Regions from separate parts of the Homo sapiens genome. Here region 1 is linked to region 2. Evidence: chromatin loops called from intact Hi-C (ENCODE). Cell type or tissue: HepG2. All regions are shown on one strand. Each heading gives the region's core, and the rest is flanking DNA. Links, peaks and the distances in the headings are about the cores only. Region 1 overlaps COPS4 (COP9 signalosome subunit 4). Region 2 has its middle 24 kb from the start of COQ2.

What was found. Hi-C counts contacts between places; a loop is a spot of excess contacts. Peaks named below come from ENCODE experiments on the same cell type or tissue, not always from the same donor. Only the 100,000 strongest peaks of a DNase experiment are listed, where the experiment ranks them.
Region 1: it touches region 2 in a loop (6-fold over the local background); 23 of 110 quality-filtered maps call a loop at or near these places.

What each region holds. Positions count from the first base shown.
Region 1 is chr4:83,053,514-83,056,439 of GRCh38, forward strand. The region is part of intron 4 of COPS4 (COP9 signalosome subunit 4); the gene reads left to right. Among named protein-coding and RNA genes, the nearest start is that of COPS4, 20 kb to the left of the region's middle. In HepG2, for the core only: a CTCF peak has its summit at 1,645 (motif pointing right); no DNase peak of the experiment used is centred there.
Region 2 is chr4:83,259,320-83,262,245 of GRCh38, forward strand. No RefSeq gene overlaps it. Among named protein-coding and RNA genes, the nearest start is that of COQ2, 24 kb to the right of the region's middle. In HepG2, for the core only: a CTCF peak has its summit at 1,420 (motif pointing left); a DNase peak (open chromatin) is centred at 1,412.

The DNA of each region.
Region 1 (2,926 bases), core at 281-2,780, 210 kb before region 2:
TACTAGAGAAAATGAGGTAGAAAAACAATTTTAAAAAATTAAGATGGCAGGGCGTGGTAGCTCACGCCTGTAATCCCAGCACATTGGGAGGCTGAGGTGGGCAGATCACCTGAGGTCGGGAGCTTGAGATCAGCCTGGCCAACATGGTGAAACCTTGTTTCTACTAAAAATACAAAAATTAGCCGGTGTGGTCTCATGTGCCTGTAATCCCAGCTACTGGGGAGGCTGAAGCACAAGAATCATTTGAACCCGGGATGTGGAGGTTGCAGTGAGCCGAGATTGCACCACTGCACTCCAGCCTGGGTGACAGAGTAAGACTCTGTCTCAAAAAAAAAAAAAGATGGTTTATAACTCTTACTCAACCAATCTTACCTCTTGATGTATATGTTTTTTAAAATTTATAGTTCTTTATGAAACATTTCTCCTAAGTATATTGCACGAGAAGGATGAAAGGTATGAGACTATTGCTTATTGTATTGAAAACACTTCCTCTTCCAGTTGGCAAGTATAAAACGGTACCAACTGTGAAGGACTTAAAAATATCTTTGGCCAGGCGCGGTGGCTCACACCTGTAATCCCAGCACTTTGGGAGGCTGAGGCAGGCGGATCACAAGGTCAGGAGATCAAGACCATCCTGGCTAACATGGTGAAACCACGTCTCTACTAAAAATATAAAAAATTAGCCAGGTGTGGTGGCAGGCGCCTGTAGTCCCAGCTACTTGGGAGGCTGAGGCAGGAGAATGGTGTGAACCTGGGAGGCGGAGCTTGCAGTGAGCCAAGATCACACCACTGCACTCCAGCCAGGGTGACAGAGCGAGACTCCATCTCAAAAACAAAACAAAACAAAACAAAACAAAAAATAACTTCATCTGCTTTTCTACTCGTTTGCCAGGTGAACGGGGGATTCTTTTTTTGTTCTTCATTAATATTTGCAATAGTGAGGCAGACACTGCTTCAGACATCTTGCCTTTTTTGTGCATTATTTATGAAATTACTTGGCAATGATGCTCCTTGAAAAAGCGGCCAGTTTGTAAAAAAGCCTTCATATGTAGATGTTGAATTTTGCATTTCAAGGTCCCTTGATAATTTGGTAGTTTGAAAAAGCTGGGCTTTCTTGATTGCTTTGGTCTTATTCTTTACCTAGCATTTTTTCCCTAGCACAGGGCAATTGATTTATTTTCAGTGGTAGCTGAAACAAATATAAAATTAGATACTGTTTTTTGCAGTGGTCATAATTATCATTTTATAGTACTATAGTGTTATCCTCATCTGTGAGGAAACCAAAGAGATAAAAATGTCATTGGTTTTCTAAACGAGTTAAAGTGACTAAATGTAGACTTTGGATAAATGGGAACTTTTTCTTTCAAAAAATGATTCATTCTGATTATGAAAGTAATCGATATAATAGTTACACTTGGCAAAAAATTGGAAAATTCAACAGTATAGTGCTATGCATAGCAAGCAATGTAAATTTGAATTGTGAATGGAAAAAAGTACAGAATATTAATATATGCAAGGAATAAATTTGCATAAATTTCTCCTCCCATTCTCCTTTGCCCCCAAATCAATAAAGTATAGAATTATTTTCAAAGCTGGGGCCAAGTGAATTATAAACTCTGTGTTCTTGCCACATGGTGGCACCACTTTTGCAGGTAAATAGGATTAATTTTTCTGTTAGGATTAATCTTGTTTCATGTGAGTTTTGAGTTATGTGAGGTCTTTAGTTATGCACTCCTGGCATAAAATGTGACCACTGAGATGAAGAAGAAAATGAAAGCCACCTATAATCTGACTACCCACAGATAATTGCTATTAGTATTTTGATATATGTGTATAGAAATATATTTTAATAGTGTTTTACATACTGTTTTATCCAGTTTTTTCATTTAGGAAAAATACGTGGTGACTAGATTATAACTATACAGTATTCTACCTTTTTTTTTTTTTTGAGATGGAGTCTCACTCTGTTGCCCAGGCTGGAGTGCAGTGGCATGATCTCGGCTTACTGCAACCTCCACCTCCCGGGTTCAAGCTATTCTCCTGCCTCAGCCTCCCTAGTAGCTGGGACTGCAGGCATGTGCCTCTATGCCTGGCTAATTTTTTTATTTTAGTAGAGACAGGGTTTCACCATATTGGTCAGGCTGGCCTTGAACTCCTGACCTCGTGATCTGCCCGCCTCGGGCTCCCAAAGTGCTGGGATTACAGGTGTGAGCCACCGCGCCCAGTCTTGTATTCTACCATTTTTATGCACCACAACTTGATCACCAATAATATCATAATGGGTGATTTCCAATTTTTTTCCTAGCATAGATATTTATAAATAAATAATTTTACAAATGAATATCCTTTTAGATGAATATGTGTGCACATACCTGGCTCTCTTTTTAGGATTTCTTTTCTTTTCTTTTTTTTCTTTTTCTTTTTTTTTTTTTTGAGACGAAGTCTCACTCTGTCACCCAGGCCGGAGTGCAATGTCACGATCTTGGCTCACTGCAACCTGTGCCTCCTGGGTTCAAGCAATTCTCCTGTCTCAGCCTCCCGAGTAGCTGGGATTACAAGTGTGGTGCCAACCATGCCCGGCTAATTTTTTGTATTTTTAGTAGAGACAGGGTTTTACCATGTTGGTCAGGGTGGTCTTGAACTCCTGACCTCAGGTGATCCACCTGCCTAGGCATCCCAAATTGCTGGAAATACAGGCATGAGCCACCACGCCCGGCCTTAGGATTTATTTTCTAAAGGTAAATGTATAGTGGGTTAAGGGTATATGCATTTTAAAGGATTCAAAGGATGGTTGGAGAGCATATTTCCCAGTTATTTTCTAGGAAGGTTGTCCCACTAGTCATATATGATATACCCCTAAACTGGGCAGTTGTTCTTTTAAGATCTTTAGCTTGTGAGATTATCTGAGGATTAAAAGCAGCTAAGA
Region 2 (2,926 bases), core at 251-2,750:
TAATCCCAGCTACTGATTCTGAGCTTTTTGAAGATAGAAACTCTAATTAATCTCTGTGTTTGCAGCAACTAGCCTGTGCCTGCACACAGATGTTCAACAAATGTTTGGACTGTCTGAATAATACATATTAATTGGAACAACTATAAAAATGTTAAATGTTACCTTCTCCATGGAAGAGATAGTTCAGTATAAAGCATGAAATCCAAAATCCCATCACAATTAATAACACGATAATCTTGTAAAATGAGAGCACAAGTCTGTCAGATATCAGATCTTGGGGATATAATCAATGAATGAGGCAGCGTACATCAACAACAACAATAACCAAATGGGCAAAGACATGAAGGCAACTCACACAGAAGAAATAAAAATGCTCTATAAACACTTTGAAAAAGATCAACTACTTTAGTAATCACAGAGTTGTGAGTGAAACCACATATTGTTCTTGCCTATGTGTCAAAGTTTTAAAAATAGTATCCTTTCATATTGGCCAAGGTCTGAGAAAGAGGCTCTCATGCACTGCTATTAGCAATGTGTAGCTTTCTGTAGGGTAATTTGAGAAAATGAATCCAAATCCTTTAAAATGTGCCTACCACCATACTCCACCCTCCATACCTACCCTCCAATCCCTGGAAATGTACATGCACATACAAAGACATTCTGCTTCTAGGATTTTTCCTACAGAAATATTCACAGATATGCCCAATGATACAAATCTATTCATGGCCGTACTGCTTGTGAGAAGGAAAAAATGTAAATATTAAAATCCATGATAGGATTAATTAAATTGCAGTACATACATATGATAAAAACCCATGCAGCCAAAAAACATCAATATATTGAAAGAAGCATTAATGACATGGGAAAATATTAAGTGAAAAAAGTAGATTTTACAAAAGAAGTATAGTATAACCTCTGCCTCCCAGGTTCAAGCAATTCTCATGCCTCCCTCACCCTCCTGAGTAGCTGGGATTGATTATAGGTGTGTGCTACCAAGCCTGGCTAATTTTTTTTGTATTTTTAGTAGAGATGGGGTTTCACCATGTTGGCCAGGCTGGTCTCGAACTCCTGACCTCAAGTGATCCACCTGCCTTGGCCTCCCAAAGTGCTGGGATTACAGGCATGAGCCACCATTCCTGGCCTGATTAATTTCTAAAGTTAAAAATTAGTTACTGTATGCCAGCACCTATATTAAATGTGTTGCATAGTCTCTAAATTATACATTAACCCTAAGAAATAGGTGTTACCATTGATACAGGGCAAATGAGCCCCAAAGTGGAGCTTAGTCCACGAGGGTTCTTGGCTTTGCCCAGGAAAGAAGGGCAAAGGGCAAGCCAGAGATAGAATAAAACAGCTTTATCGAAAAGGCAGTGTTACGCTCCAGTGTTGTTAAGAGTTGTGACTGCTCCTACAGAGCAAGGCCACCTGGTGGGCAGACAGCAGCATTACTTATATTCTTATATAGTTTTGATGATATGTACATGAAAATGTTTTTGTAACGTTACCTCACATAGTCAACTTTTTATGTTGTTGAACAGCATTAATAATTTCTTTTTCTTTTTTTTTTTTTGAGACAGCGTCTTGGTCTGTCACCCAGGCTGGAGTTCAGTGGCGCGATCTCAGCTCACTGCAAGCTCCACCTCCCAGGTTCACGCCATTCTCCTGCCTCAGACTCCCAAGTAGCTGGGACTACAGGCGCCCGCCACCATGCCTGGCTATTTTTTTGTATTTTTAGTAGAGACGGGGTTTCGCAGTGTTAGCCAGGATGGTCTCGATCTCCTGACCTCGTGATCCGCCCGCCTCGGCCTCCCAAAGTGCTAGGATTACAGGTGTGAGCCACCGTGACTGGCCAGCATTAATAATTTCTAATGGTTGCACCTAACACCAGGTCTGACAAGTAACTCTAATGTTAGTTCACCCGATGTACAAAAATTACAAATGTTTACTGAGTGCTTACAGTGTGGTATACTGGGGACATTTCAATGAATAAGACAAACAAGGTCCCACTGATCATGAAATCTCCATTCTCGCAAGGGAAGACAGAGAATTTTTAAATCCATGAGAAAGGTATTAGGATTATACCTATTTGAGTATTTGAGCCACCGAGAGGTCAGGGAACTTTCCCAAGAGCAACCAACTGGTAGGCAGGTGTTACAGCAGATTCCAACCCTGGCAAGCTGTCGTCATGATAGCGTTCTTAGTTCCTGCTCCACTGGCACCCAGAGGGTGGAGGGTGTACTTTCAGTTGGAGGAAACATTAGGGTGAGGCCAGATTATAAAAATCAGGTAGAGGCATTAAACAATTTAGCAAAGAAATCCGGGAAGAGGGAGAGGCAGCCCTTGTGATATGGTATATTGGGGATATTTCAATGAATAAGACAAACAAGGTCCCACTTACCATGAAATCTCCATTCGCAGGGGAAGACAGAAAATTTTGAAATGCATGAGAAAGGTATTATGATTATCCCCGAGTGAGCCACAGAGAGGTCAGGGAACTTGCCCAAGATCACCCAACTGATAGGTGTTAAAGCAGATTCCAACCCTGGCAAGCTGTGGCTGTGACTGGCATTCACAGCTCCTGCTCCACTGGCACCCACCAAGTGCTCTGGGAATTCAGAGGACAGGTCAGTTAGAGCTGGAATAGTTGTATTCATTTACTTTTTAGACCCTGTAGCTCCCATCCTATCTCCACCCCCATCATGAAATTGTGGTAGATAATTGTCCACAGTTTAAAAAGTTCTTTCACATGATTTCTATTGAAAAACTCACAGTGACTTTGAAGCAGAAGAGTAGGGCAAGGGCCCTCCTCACTGAATAAATTCCCACGGCAATGCTGGTCATTTCAACTATCACAAACTCCTGGCAATGCTCATTTCAACTCTCCTAGGGACTGACACTCCTGATCTAGATGGATGACTGCTGTGTG